Linked DNA regions of Mus musculus: region 2 is linked to region 1. The links are chromatin loops, found by intact Hi-C in ENCODE. Cell type or tissue: gastrocnemius. All regions are shown on one strand. Each heading gives the region's core, and the rest is flanking DNA. Links, peaks and the distances in the headings are about the cores only.

Region 1 (7,333 bases), core at 2,109-4,608:
AGGATTGGGAGGTTTGCTTTCTTTCCTTCTTCAATAGAGGAACCAGATTGTTTTCTGTATTGGATGAGAATCTGTACCTGTGAGCTCTCAACAGTAGGCTTGGTTAGATGGGGCATAAACGGTGACAATACCAGTTGACCTGGGAAATGTCATAAGGCCCCACTCCTAGATGACCAGCTATAGGCAATTAACGACTACTAAGAGAGGGAGAATCAGGGTCATCTGCTGGTATCCAATACCAAGTGGTCAGCCCTAAACACAGATATAAGCAAGCAACACTGAAGGGATTCAAAAGGCTCTATTTATAAATTTCTGTGTATGTAGATGTGAAACGGTAATAAATGTTTTTAAGTTCCTGGCACTGTTGGGCATAGGTTTATCTTGTCGAGACTTGGTCTCTTCCACCTCTGTTCACTGACATGGTTTTCCCCACACTGGCAGCAATATGGCAGCTGCAGTTGTGTGCATCCACAATCCTCCCCCAAACCCAACCAACTTCATCTTACTCCCAATTCCTTTTATAAACTTGCCTAAGGTCATCTTCCTGGGGTAGGATAAAACCAACCTAGCCAAGAGCAAGTACAATTACATTTGTTTGGGGTCTCATAATAGTGGCAATCCATGAAAAGAGAGACTCCCACAGAATTGAAGATGTGCTCACAGGTTTTACAAGATGGCAGCTGTACTTACAGCTTTAAGCTACAATGGGATCAGTAATTCCATTGGTTGCTATTCTGAAATGGTAAGCAAAGCTGGCTGAAGTGTCCCTGACAGCATCTAGTAGATAAAAGAGGGGACTTTGTCATAGGTCAACAGAGACTACGAATCTTACAAAACCACCTCATGTGCTACATCCATCTGTAGCTCAATGCAAGGTTTCAGCTCAGAGGTATCTGACTGACAAGGCTTCTCAGAGAGAGAGATGAGGTGACATACCCAGCAGTCCAGCACTGAGGGGTCTGAGGAGAGAGGATCTTCAAAGCAGGCAAACCTGGGATACAAATGAAGACCCTTTTCATACTACCTCATCATAAATATTGACTTCCTAACTCCACTTTAAGTCCCCCAAACAAATGTCATTTCATTTTAGTTTATCTTGTTCTTGGCAAACCTTCTTTGAGTTGACTTGTACCCTTTGCCTGTTTCTAAAGCACATACTGATGTTGGGACAATATAATATCCTGATGCACTGCACTATAGCCTTGTGCCAACACCGTCAGGCATAGACTTGGAACACCGAGTTACATTTCCCAAAGGCAGTCAGAGTATGTTCTAGAAAGGAGGGAAGATGGAAGTTGGTTAGGTATAAACAATTGGTGCCGGGGAGTCTTGGGTGGACTTCAATGGAGCAACAAGCCAACCCCATGAGGGTGATTTTGCCACAGTGTGAAGCTTCATTTCTTTGTCTTTCGCCCCACTGAGATCTAAGTGTTAGCCAAATACCAGGGTCTGTGACTCCAGGGCTGTCGTCATCAGGTCTAATTTTAAAGATGTGCCCAGCATTTAGTTGAAACTGGAGAAGTCCCAGGGTCAATGTGACTTCATCAGGATAATGAGGTCCTTAAAAATTGGGGACAGGAGACTCATACTCCTTGTCTTTCTTTGGTCGGTTTCAGAAGGGTCTATGACACATGGGATTTGGTTTCTTTCTTCAGTGTGTCCCATAGGCAAAAGAAGAAATAGCTGCACAGCACTGTTTTGTTTTGTTTGTTTTTTTCCCTCTTCCTTCCTGTAAGTCATACACAGGCCAAGTCTGCTTTGTTCAAACCACTGGCTTTTGAGTTGCTAGACAAGTTCAGACGGAGCTGTTTGTGTTATTCTTCTAGTCTGCAGCTAAGCCAGAGGGAAAGTAATCCTTGTGGCTAATTTTCAGTCTAGATTTATCCCTTGTTACTGCTGAAACCTTGGATCAAGCCAGTGTGAAAATATTGGCTCCCTGAGACCCTCAAATTATGGCTCCGTGTTATTCTTCCTGCCTCAACATTTCAGGCCGTTCCACCTTGTCAGGTTGTTCTCTCTTCTCCTGTAGGAAGGTTTAAGCATTTTTTCTTTCCTTCCATGCCACCGTGGCTCTCTTCCAGCTTGCCTTCTGCCTTCCCAGTGCTGAGCATGAAAACCTCACACATACTGGGCAGATGCTGTGTTACATAGCTGTCACCCAGCCTTCATTCCTGGAAGCTCATCTATTTGAAAGGTTAACATCAGAAATGTTATCTCTCCAATTAAGGAACATCTCAGTCATTTGGACTCTGGAGAATAATGGGACCACTGTGACCACGTTTTTAGATTTCTTTAATGAAGTCCCATGGCTCGGGAGGACAGAAGTCTGAGCCCAGTCAGCAGACAGGGCCATTTTCCCACAGAGCTTTAGGGAGTCTCCACTCCCTTCTGTCTCCTAGAGGTCCCCAAATTCTGTGGCCTGTGGCAGCATCATTCTGACCTCTGCCTCTGCCTTTCCAGAGCTACCTCCTCAGTTTCTGTCCTCATCTACTGTTGACCCGTAAGGACAATGACTAACGTATTAGAGCTGGCTTTAATGACCTTCTCTTACCTGGATGAGATCTGAGAGCTGTGTCCAAATAGGGTCATATTCCTAGGAATTTGGGATTAAAGCTTCAATATACCCCTTTGCAGGATGGGGCACAGATGAAACCTTCACAGTGTAGCCGTGAGGATAATGACAGAAATCCAAGAGACAGAGCTCTGACTCCTCAGTCTCAGGGAAGGGATGGATTTTGATAGTGGCAACTGTTTTCCAGTGTAGACTTTTAGCAAAATGTGCAGTTGTATGCCTTAAATATCTACAAATTTTATGTGTCAATTTTTCTTCAGGAAAGGTGGAGTTGGGGAATGGATTTCACTTCTCCTATGAAGGTTTTATGATTCCCTGGGTAACATCCCTTCCCCTAACACATTCTCTCTCTACTCACAAATACACTATACTTTGCTGTGCATCCTAACCACATATTTAACTATCTCCTTCCTAGATAACTTCCTGGGTAACAAGATATTGCTTGATATCTTGGTCATGTCCCTCCATCACCCACTAGGGCACCTGGCACACAGTAGGAACTCACTAAGTCAATAATCTAAGGAATGTGTTACTCCAATGACCTTGCTAACTGACTGAAGGCCTGGACAGAAATGGCAGGCTTCGGATCCTTAAGATTCCCTTGCTCTCTGAGGATCTGTGAGCCCATCTTTCTTTTCCCACGGCCAGTCACAGAGGAAGTTGCCAAAGCCAGATGATGACACTTCTGCTTGGGCTACCCAGGTCTACAATTTCAAATCAGGGAATTTGAAAGAGAAACTAAACCAGGAGAAAAACATAGCTTGGATGAGCCAAGAACGGCAAAATACCAAGTTGTGCAATAGTAATGGTGGGCCCCAGGGACCACTTGGCTTGCCCAGACTATCAGATGCTATATATGTCAACCTTGTACTTGGGCTTGGGACAAATTTGTGGCTTAAGTATCATCTGATGCCTTGCCCTTAAGTCTGGCCTCTAGAGGTCAGGCTGACACCTGACATCCTCATCTTCACTAATTTTGAGATACAAAAATGCTGGACAGGAGTGAGCCCTTGTTTCCCAAAATGGTGGAACCCTTGAACTCATTGACCACACAGACCTAGCTGCCAACTCATGTATTGTTAATTAGATAAAGCTTCAGCCTGAAATATCAAGGTGAGTTTGCTCACATCTTCCACACACTTGTCAGTCTAGAACCAGGAAGGATCCTTGGTTGAAGCGATCTAGCCCATGCATACACAGAAAGGGACAGAGTATTCATCCCCAAAGTTGCAGCTGGAAGAAACCACGAAAGGCCAGGCGTCATGATCCTTGTGCCTTGGGGTTCCTAACCTCGGCCTTGCTTGGGGTAACACAGGAGTCCTACGATGAGCTGTGGCTTTGAGGAAGATATGGGGGAGGAACTAAAACAGCCTGGGTGAGGTTGGTCCATGGAGATGCAGGCAGGACAAGAAAAGAGAATGGGACAAGGAAATGGGGTTTATTCTGAAGAACCAGCAACAGGGACATCTGACTGACCTTCTCCTTACAGCTCACAGGCCACTGTTCACGGGATGACACTGGCTGAGCACAGACTTCTATGCTGAAGAGAGCTCACTCTCTCAGTGTGCTCAGACGAGAGCTGAGACCCTACCAAGTATTAACCCTGGCCCGTCACCTACAGCAGCCACTGGTTGAGTAATCAAAGCAAGTCTAATAGGGCTTGAAAAGCTAGTCTCTGATACTCCAGGGCTCCTCAGTTCCTCTCTCCACTCTCTGGAGAGACCTGTTAGCCACAAACAGAGGACCATCTCTATGGAGATATGTCAAAGAAGAGACTCAAGTGCTCTGTGCTTGTGAATTCTAGTGTGTCCATTATAACAAGATTGACTCCGTTCTGTAAACAGAGGGGACTTTGAACTCACCTGGGGGCCCCTGAGTCTTTTTATAGCCATACAACAAAAGTGGAGTTCAGGTATTTACTTCCCTGCTAAAGAGCATTGCTCTGCTGGGTGTGTCCCTAATGGCTAACACTGGTCTCCCTTGTTCTGTGCGTTTCCAAGGTTGTCCCCATTATCACTTAAAACAGTAGGGCTGGGGAGTCTGCTGAGCCAGGGCCTATTACAGAAAGCTCCCTTCTGTGCAACATAAAAGATATAAATCCTGGGACAACAGGCATGTCTGCTCATTGAATGAACATTAACTGAGGAGTATTCACATTTCAAGGATGGAGAGATAAATAGGCCAAAGCAATATTTAGATACAGTAGATTGTGTTAAGCAGTGATTGGGGCTCTAGAGGAAGGACGAAGCTGTAAGTTGGTGTTATGTAAGAAACTTTAAACAAGGAGATCCTGGTACCCCTGCAGGTATGGGTCAGAACCACCACTAAAGAGAGCAGGTGCTGAAGTTGTATTTGAGCAATAGCGAAGAGGCCAGTATAGTGGCAGGTGACAAACCAGGGACAATGCTATGAGATTAACCTTGAGATTTTCTCCATTCCTTCTATCTAGTGTGGTCTTCTGAGTTTTGCTAAAAGCACCTTCCACCAAGGCAGTCCTTTCACATGTCTGCTATATCCAAACATCCTTTCCCCTGCGTCTGCTTCAGGAAAAGTCTTTCACGTGTCTGCTTTAGCAAGGCATCCTTTCACCTGTGTGCTCCAGCAAAACATCATTTGACGTAATTAACTTTCCAAAGAAACTAGAAGTTTCCACTTCAGGTGGGTGGCTCCCCAGAAGAACATACAGGTATGCACTCATGCATGCGCGCGCGCACACACACACACACACACACACACACACACACACCGTGTTTATTATGCTCGCACCTGCTGTCTTGTTGTCCAGTCTCTATATACTCCTCTACTGTCCTGAACACCAAGGTCACCTCTTACACAAATAACTTTAGGAAACCCTAAAGTCCCATCCCATCGTGTGAAACTGCATACTGTCAGCACAAGTCACAAATGGCATGGTCTCTCCCTGTGCAGTTTTCTTGGCTCAGGTTGAAAGCATTAATCAGCCTGTCTTCTCTGGCTGTCATCCCCCTCCTGACTCCTCCCTGTGAAGTCTTAGAAGTTCCCCCACTGGGTTTCCTCGTTCTCTTCCCTCAGAACCTTCAAGTTAACATTAATCTCGCTCCCAGCTCCTAACAGTGCTCCCTGACCCTCTTCCCAGGCTCTCTTCTCCAGTCACCCTCTTTCAGTCAGTCAGGAAGAACCTTTGAAAAACTTTATCTGTCCTCATTAATATCACCCCCACTTCCAGGAGAATTCCCCAGATTCCTTTTCTACAGACAGAGCTGGCTGCTGGCATTTATAACTCTAGAGTCAAAAGGCCTTGGAATGAGAAGTATGGGAACTCCCCCTCCTCCCACTCTGTGCCTCAATCCCTGGGGTTTTCTTAAACACTGAATCTTTACCAGGAAGGAGCAAGAATTTGTACAAGGATTGTGAGTAAAAGTGAAGAAAAGAAAGTGTGTGTGTGTGTGTGTGTGTGTGTGTGTGTGTGTGTAAATGGACGTGTAACTTGTGTAGGTGCACATGTGTGTGGAGACCAGATGTCAACCTTGGGTGTTGTTGTTTAGGCCTCATGTCTCACTAAGATCTGGGGTTCACCCAGCTAGGCTAGGCTAGCTACTCCCTGGGATTCCCCTGTCTCCACCTCTCCAGGCCTGGGACTAGAAGCACGTGCCACCGTCTCCAGCTTTCTACCTGAGTGCTAAGGGACTGAACCTTGGTCCTCATGTTTGTGTAAGAAAACGCGTCACTAACTGAGCTGTCTGTCCAGCACCAAGAGTGGGGGTTTTTGAGGGAGAGGGGAGCATGTTGAATGACTATCATGAAATAAATAAGAGGCAAAGTCTCTATTTTCTGAGCTTCCGAACCAGGAGATAAGGCTGAGGAGAAGGGAGCTGTGGACTGCCTGACAAGAAGGCCTTGGTTCTAAGCAAGAGTGGGATTGCAAGTCACAAGTGGAAATTTACTGTCTATGTGAGGTAGAGATCAGAAACAGCAGGTGTCTGGCAGCAGATAAAACTGAAGCCATCCACACCAGGCTCCCGCATGTGACCTTGAAGGTTGTATTCATTTTGCCAACAGTTTGACCGGAACAGACCTGCCCTCACCTAAACCCGGAGATTCAATATGCTCTTTTGTTTGAGGCGTGTGCCACTCAGGATGGGAGCGAGTCTCCACAAGCAGCCGTGGCTATGTTGTCTCTGCCCTCTTCTGAGCTTCTCCCCACCTTGAAGGCTCCCACTCTCCCTGATAACCATCTTCAATGGGCTGTGCTTCAAGGAGAGTGGGCCAGGTGGATTGTTTTTCCATCTGTCTGGAATTCAGTGCTAAATGAGGTGCTGAACTCCAAGGCCCCCCTTCATAATCGCGTGTGTGCATTACAAGGGCTTATCACACGTTTTAGAGCCAGAGACGTGCCCGGCTTAAGTGTCAGGAGATAATGCACTTGAGCGTTTAAACATATTAATGGCCTTCAAGAACCAGAAGTGGGGCTGTGGGCAGTGGTGGCTGGGTAACAGATGGCATTGTGTTCACCCCCACCTCCTGCCACTTAACTCCACTTCTCGGCCTTTTGATACTCTACCTCCCAGATTCCCTCCTTTCTTCTAAAGAATAAAGCCCAGAAAAGTATCTGTGAACATTTACTGTAAATACCCACACTCATAGCAGAGGCCAGCTGAAGCATCTAACAAAGGCACTGTCCCCTGCCCTGTAGCTTGTCTCTGTGTGGCCTTTGACTTGCCCCCTTGCTTCCTGACTTTGAATTGGGCAAAAACTGGTTTCCTAAATTTTGCTATACATGAA
Region 2 (7,333 bases), core at 1,607-4,106, 94 kb before region 1:
GCCACTTGTATCCCTTCATTTCTAGACATTCTATTTCTGGGGGAAGTGTCTATTACAGGGAGGAGCAGGTTTCCGTTTTAACTCAACAATTCAAAGAAGGGAGAGTCTGAGATATTGGCCAGAGATGTTTACTTTTAATCTTTAGCATTTAAGAATGCTGTCCCTCAGGGTGATGGTGGTGGGGCACTCCTTTAATCCTAGCACTTGGGAGGCAGAGGCAGGTGGATCTCTTTGAGTTGGAGGCTAGCCTTGTCTACCGAGTGAGTTCCAGGATAGTCAAAGGTACACAAAGAGACCCTGTCTCAAAACAAACAAACAAACAAACAAACAACAACAAAATCCAACTTGCTCCCCTCCCCCTCCAAAAGCATGCTGTTCCTTACTGGTGGCAAACATGAAAGATATGGCGCAGACATAAGCATTCAGTCTTTCCCTAAGCACACATCCTTAAGCTTTTTCTGTTTTCCTGGCTTTGAGTTTTACCTTATCTAAACTTAGAATTTAGTCATAACCATGGGTGTTACCATTTAGATGTAATTTTCAATTGTTGAAATTCTAGAAATGCTACAAAATTAGCATTTCATTTCAAACACATCAATTCCAAGACTATGTCATGCTAACCTTATTCTCAAGAATTACAAAGTAAAGATGTTGATATAAAATTCATTGCTACAAAGCCCTGGGGTATGAAATTGTATCTATAAAACAGTGAGGCAATGCTCTGAGCTCACAATCTCAAATGGACGCTAAGTCATTCTGTGGCACAGTATGTGATTAAAATAGCTTTGGTATCATTCAGAGGAAAATATAAAACAAAAGTCTCAACTAGCAGGTGTGGGGCTTCAAGCGGTAGCTCAGTAGTCGTAAATTCTAACTTGAGATCATGTCTGCAAAGGCTGTCAGGTGAAGACAGCTCAGTTACAGCCTCTAAGAAGGTAAAGAAATACTCCTAAAATATCTTAGAAAAAGATCAGTGAACGCCAGGTGTGGTGGCTCACGTGCATAATCCCAGCACTGAAGAGGCTGAGGCAGGAGAATTTCCATAAAGTCAAAACAATCTTGTTTACATAGTGAGTTCCAGACTAGCATGGGCTATATATACATAAGACCACTCCCTCACAAACATACATGCACACACACACACAGAGCTACATGTAAGCATTGCTGATCAAAATTAATAATACAGTGCAAATATTGTTTGATTGGAGAACAAGAAGCACAGGAGAAAAGGATGAGAGAAAGCAATTTGCTTAAGTACCTTGCCCGTGTCTAGTGCATCATTGTCTTGAGTAGCATAATTGAGAAAACAGTGGTTCTGATAAACCATGTATTCTGAATTTTCGTTCCTTGGACATGTTCAGCCACAAACGGCATTAGAACATTGTAAGAGCAAGCCGAGTTCACTGAGAGGCCACAGGACCAAGCGTAGGAGCAGAGGCAGCCAGCCGAGGGCCTTGAAGGACATCCTGGTACAGAGGGGGGCTAGAAGAATCTACCTGGGCCGTTTGGAAGCACTTGTCACACTGGGGTTAGAGAGCAAAGATGCACCGGGACTGGAAAGTCAGGCTCGGGTGTTAGATTTGGGGTTTAGAGACTGGCAAACTGTTTCTAAAAACGAACAAACAAACAAACAAACCCAGAAGCTTGCCGTCCGGTCTCATTATCCATGGAGGCCTCAGAGCTGTGAACTTTCCCCCAATTCGGAAACTTCTCTGGAAAATTCATTTCATGCCTGTCTCCTCCAGTAAAAGCCTCGACTAAACTGTTACAAAACAGGAGACTTGGCCCAGGGAACGAGACATTGCTTGAGACCCCAGAGCCAACTGGCATCCTCAGAATAGTGCCTCTGACCTCTTCCTTACCTGAAATCTTGGACCGTGGCCTTTGCTCAGCAGAGGGGATTTTTTTTTTTTTTTGATTGTTCCCATGCCAGGAGGCTGGGAAGCAGACACAACACATGTGTCACATTCTTTGACACTGAAAAAAATGGCTCTTAGGCTGAGGTGGGGCCGAAGGTACCCTGACTTCCAGACTCTTCTGTCACTAGCTTCTGGGACAGAAGGAGGTCTTGGGAGACTTGTTTGGTGTCTATCTAAGATCTCTGAAAACCTTCATTTTGCTCCTTTCTTTTATATAGGGCCAGGTCTCTATCAGCTACCAGGCTGCAGCCAGTGCTCATCAACCAACATGATAAAACACCCATCTCCTGCACAGTAGCTTTCTCTCCAAGAGTGTGTTTACAGTTCTGAGGCAGCTGGCTGTTCCCTTCCCCATTTCAAAACTTCTTCTCCCTCACGCTCTCAGAAGACAATCTGGTTCCTTCATCTTTTGATGTTTCTTATTAGGAGTTTACTGATGCTCCTATGGTGCTAAATCTTGAAATGTACAGATTAAAAAGACATCAACTCTACCCTGGATGACTTAGTGAAGGAGCATCCTTATTGTCAGTTTGGCTGGGTTTGGATTACTCAGGCCTGTCTCTGAGAACGTTGCCAGAGAGATGTAACTGACAAGAGAAGCCCCAGCCTGAACTTGTGGAGCACTGTCCCAGAGGCTGACGCCCTACCTGACACTAAAAGAAATTGAGCAGAGAGTTCAGCATTCATCTTTCTCTGCTTCCAGAATGTGGATACAATGCGAACAGCTACCTCACAGGCCTGCTGCCATGCCTCCTGCCACTGTGATAGGCTTTATTTTCAAACTGTGAGGGGGGGGGGGGGCACAGCCTCTCTTTCCCAAATTGCTTTTGTGTCAGGGAGGGATGGGAGGAAACAGATCCAGGATGCAGGCAGAGCAAGGTTTACAGGTAAATTCAGTGGAGATGTGGGCAGGGAAAAGCCAGGAGGCGCCATCGTTTCCACTTAGGAGATCCAGAAAAGCTCTGGACCACGAAGAACATTCAAACATCTTGTTTTAGAAGTGACAGGCAAGCAAGGTGACCCATACGGTTAGCTTGGTTTTTCAGAGTCTCTGAGGATGAGTTTCCTAAGTTCCCTCCCCATGACTGTGGAAATCATCTACTCTGATGAACACCTAGAAACAGTGCTTTTACCATGTCTACTAAGTAGCCTAGTTTAGTTGGAACATGCGATCCTCTGGATTGAGTGCCTGATCCAGTACTCTGGAACACACCCAGCTGTGTCTACATAGTCACAACAGCTTTCATTCTATCTCAGAAAAGGCTCCCTGTCTTACTCGCGAGCACAGCACGAGGACTCCCGAGGAGCCATATACCTCCTAAAAATGAAACTCTTTTTCCAAGGTTGAATGTGAGATGAAAGAATTAAACCAACAAACACACACACAAACAAAACAACAAAACAATGGCTAATTTGAGGAAGAAACTCTAGCAGGTTTCTTAAGAGTCCCAATTGGATTCACTTTTGTATATTTTAGTATTTTTTTCTTTTCTTAGTTTTTGTTTTGTTTTGTTTTTTTGAGAGTTGTACCCTTCCTTGATCACTCAGCTCTGTGTCCATCCTTCGCCTTCCTTTGGGAACCAGCTCGTTCCAGTTCCGTCTTGACTGCCTTTGCCACCCTTAGGCTCTGTTCTACCACGTGAATTCTGAAGAGGAAGAGGAGAAAGGGGAGAGGAGAAGGGGGGAGAAGGAAGTAGAGGAGGAGGAGGAGGAGGAGGAGGAAAGAGGAAGAGGAAGAAGCCACCATGTCACTCCATAAGCCATTGGTTCCACAGTCTTAGGGATTCTCCTGTGACCGTCCAGCCTGTGTTTCCTGACTTCCCCCATCCCTGCATCGACCACCTTCTTAAAGGGGTTTCTCCTTTTCTGTCTGCTCTTGAGTTCTCCCCACTTACTGGAAACATCAGGGGCCTTTATTTTACCCCAGACTTCTTGCCTATACCCCAGTCTCCTCTTATCCCCTGCACTTCTCTAACTCAATACCTTAGCTTTGATCACGCTGGAAGAAAAAGAAGCAGGCCGTCATTTTCTTCCTCTACAGTGCAGTTACTTCCTGCAAAATTACCTCTGAGTCCTCCAATCATTTTCACCACCATGTTATACAACGAGACCTCCACTTCTCTGTCTCTGTCTCTCTCGCTCTCTCTTGCTCTCTGTCACTGTCTGTCTCTGTCTCTCTCCCACTCCCTTTCTTCTCTTCATTTTTAGAGAAAGGGTCTACCTGTGTAGCTTAGGCTGGCCCCATCTCACAATCTTTCCTTGGCCTCCCCGTGCTGAGATTACGTGTACAGCTCTCGGAGCTACCTTGCCTGTCGGGCCCTTACACAGCTTGCTGATGAGCCGACTGTCTTCCAGTTTCTTTTTATGATGCTCCCCCCTCTCATGCTGTTTCATAATCTCTATTGTTTAAAACATCACTTCCTTGTTTAAAAACTGTTCACAATTTTCCACTGACTGCACCGAAATCCTCATTTCTTACATACCATTTGGCGATTTGTAATTGGCCCTGCGTCTATTTTTCCCACCGCATTTCTCTCTGACACCATCCCCGCACACCCACAGAGATGACCACATGCAATTCCTGAAGGCTGCCCAGCTTCTCTGAGCACGCGCACACATGTGTGTGAGGATTCCCTCAGAAGTTAGGAGAGGGAGTCAGACCCCCTGGAGCTGCAAACACAGTTAGGAGCCTGTGGATGTTGACCAAACTCAGGTCCTCTGTGGGAGCGGCAAACATTCCAACCGCTGAACTAACCTAGCCTCTTAACTGAACTTTAATGATTTAATAAGTGTCCAGGATCCTGCCACCCATTTAAGAGTCAGGACGTTGGAGTGAGGTTGTTATTTATGTGACTCTTAAACATCACACTTACTGTTTATACTGGATGGAGATAACCACATTTAAAAAGTTATTGTTTATGGGTGTCTTTGGTCTTTGTTTTTGTTCTAAGCCAGGGATGGTGGTGGTGCATGCCTGTTATACTTGCTATTTTTCTGTAGTGAAAATAAAATAACCAGATGGAAAGCAATTTAGTGAAGAAGTGACTGGCTGATTTGGGCCCATTGGCTGACTACCCCTTTGGAAGTGCTCTAGGGACCTGACTGACTTTCTGTGACTCTGCGTTAGCTCTCTGACTCTCTCTGCACTCTGTGTGCTGTGGAGGGGTCTCCAGTCTCTCACACCCCTTTACTATAGTCTACCCGGAGCTGGGTTGTCGATCTTTCTCCTACACTCTTTACCCAAGCCTGAGTTTTCGGCTCTGCCGTCTTCTAGACCATCTCTGCCACTCTTCAGTGAGTTCTAGTCTCACTCCACCCCATAGCTTTCATTCGATAGTGAACGGGAGTGAATGGAGTCACAGAGCCAGGTACAGCAGTGATGTGAGAAGAGGAATGAAACGCATCAGAAATATTTGCTGCTGTCGTTTCATATCCTGACTGGGAAGGCAGACCTGTACTTCAGTGAAATCACATGGCAATTGCTGTGTGTGTGTGACTGTAGGAGTGTGTATGTATGCATGAGAGAGAGAGGGACAGAGAGAGAGAGAGAGAGAGAGAGAGAGAGAGAGAGAGAGAGAGAGGATTTCATGAGTGTGAGAGAAATTATTAGACTGACTTATATGATCAGAGCTGAGTATTCTTATAGCCCATGTCGACAGGCTGAAGAGCCAGGGGAATTAAGTACTCACTCATTTCAAGAAGCTGGAAACCCAAGCAAGAGGAGCAAAGATGCAAGCTCAGCTCAAACCAAAGCAAAAATCCTGGAAGCCCGGAGAGCTGTCGGTCTGAGGCCACACCCCAAAGCTGGAAATTGACAAGACAGTGGAGGCAGGGACATGAGGAAGTTGAGAGAGCCTAACCCAAGTGAGTGTGTTATATGAAAATACACGAGAAAACCTTCTATTTTCTTTTAATGAACCTTGTATTTGCTGTCAGCAGGCAACAGCAGCAACGAAACTGTTCTCACTTAAGAAGGTTTGTGCATGTAAGAATTGCCCTTTAATATTTACTCTGTCCCAGCCTCCAGCCTATCACAGTGGTGCCACCCACATTCAAGGCAGCTCACTGACACACAGGCCAGCCTTCTCTGGAAATGTTCGCACAGACACATCCAGAATTGAACTTAACCAACCTCATAACCGTCTCTCTATCCAGCTGACAATTAAGCTCTGTGGTGATACGTAGTCACAGGAAGGCAGACTCAGCTTCATCATCAACCTATAGACCATCAGGATTCCTCAGGCAGCTTGATGCTTCATCTGGGGTTAGCATCATCTTTTTCCCTTCATTATTCCTTTCAGGGTCACTACCTGTGAGCCGCAGTGTGGACGATATCCCGCTGGATTCAATGGGCTGAAGACAGCCGGTGGGAGGCTGCGACACACTTTATCTAGGTTAGCTCGGTTCTGGAAGAAGGAATCGCCTTCTGGGTTCACTCTGTTGTCTCTGAGGTCTCGGTTGACGTCCCACAAAAGCCAGGGTTCTTTGGAAGGTCAAAGATGACAATGGAAAGTGATCTGCCCCTCTCTCGCATTGGGAGAACTGCGAGATGCAAGCTGGAAACCCTGCCTACATGTTGAAGCTCTGACATCAAAATTGTTGCCCTTTTCAGTCTGGTCAGGGACTTGCCAGTTCCCGAAAGCCCAACTGTCAGACAACCACTAACACATAGTCAAGGGCTTGGGCTGAGACGAAACGTTTCTCAGGCCACTGGCCCAGAATCCAAAGGTTAAATCTGCTGAATAGATAAGGATAGCATGATATTCAAAAGCGAAGAATTCCCAGAATTGAGTGTCCAAATGGAGAATATTTTAACACCCAGAAATACTGGAACCAAGGTTTTGCTATCACCACACTGGGCTGGAAATTAAAGAGTTATCTTGGAGATATAAATATACTGGAACTTCTTTTTCTACTTTCCTTGTGCCACAGCCCACCTGTGCTCGCACCTGCTCCTGGGACCATTCAGTATTAAGAGTTTGTTTGCTCAGTAAGTTTAGTGGCAGCAGAGCCCTTGGTGCTCCCTCCCACACTGCGCTCTTTACAGGTATGCACACATCTACCACACTTCGCCCACACAGCTGGCCTGTCCACAGCCTGGCTTTTAAGAGCCTGCTTTCTTTTCTTTCTTTTTAAAATCCCGATCGTGGTAAATCCCAAATTCAAACAAATATGATGTCAGCCAGAGGCACAATGGAGGAGGTTAAAGATGAGACGTCTTAAAATTTTAGTAATAGTGGGAACAGGACACCATTCAAGTCAGTATTTAACAATGTGAGACCTGTTTGTGATTTGCTCCTTTGCTTAGAAAAACAAGTGTCATCAGAGTTACCCTCAATCCTTCCCAGCCTAGTTGGAAAGAAGGTACAAGCTCCAGGTAACATGGAAGACCCTCCTGACTTTTGGGCCCATGT

The links. Hi-C counts contacts between places; a loop is a spot of excess contacts. Peaks named below come from ENCODE experiments on the same cell type or tissue, not always from the same donor. Only the 100,000 strongest peaks of a DNase experiment are listed, where the experiment ranks them.
Region 2: it touches region 1 in a loop (2.1-fold over the local background); 4 of 42 quality-filtered maps call a loop at or near these places.

What each region holds. Positions count from the first base shown.
Region 1 is chr13:41,456,063-41,463,395 of GRCm38, reverse strand. It overlaps a transcript of Nedd9 not described here. Among named protein-coding and RNA genes, the nearest start is that of Gm32401, 27 kb to the left of the region's middle. In gastrocnemius, for the core only: a CTCF peak has its summit at 3,496 (motif pointing right); no DNase peak of the experiment used is centred there; H3K27ac peaks cover 958 bases.
Region 2 is chr13:41,549,092-41,556,424 of GRCm38, reverse strand. All of the region lies in intron 2 of Gm32184 (a long non-coding RNA gene), which reads left to right. Among named protein-coding and RNA genes, the nearest start is that of Tmem170b, 53 kb to the left of the region's middle. In gastrocnemius, for the core only: a CTCF peak has its summit at 2,818; no DNase peak of the experiment used is centred there; H3K27ac peaks cover 1,439 bases.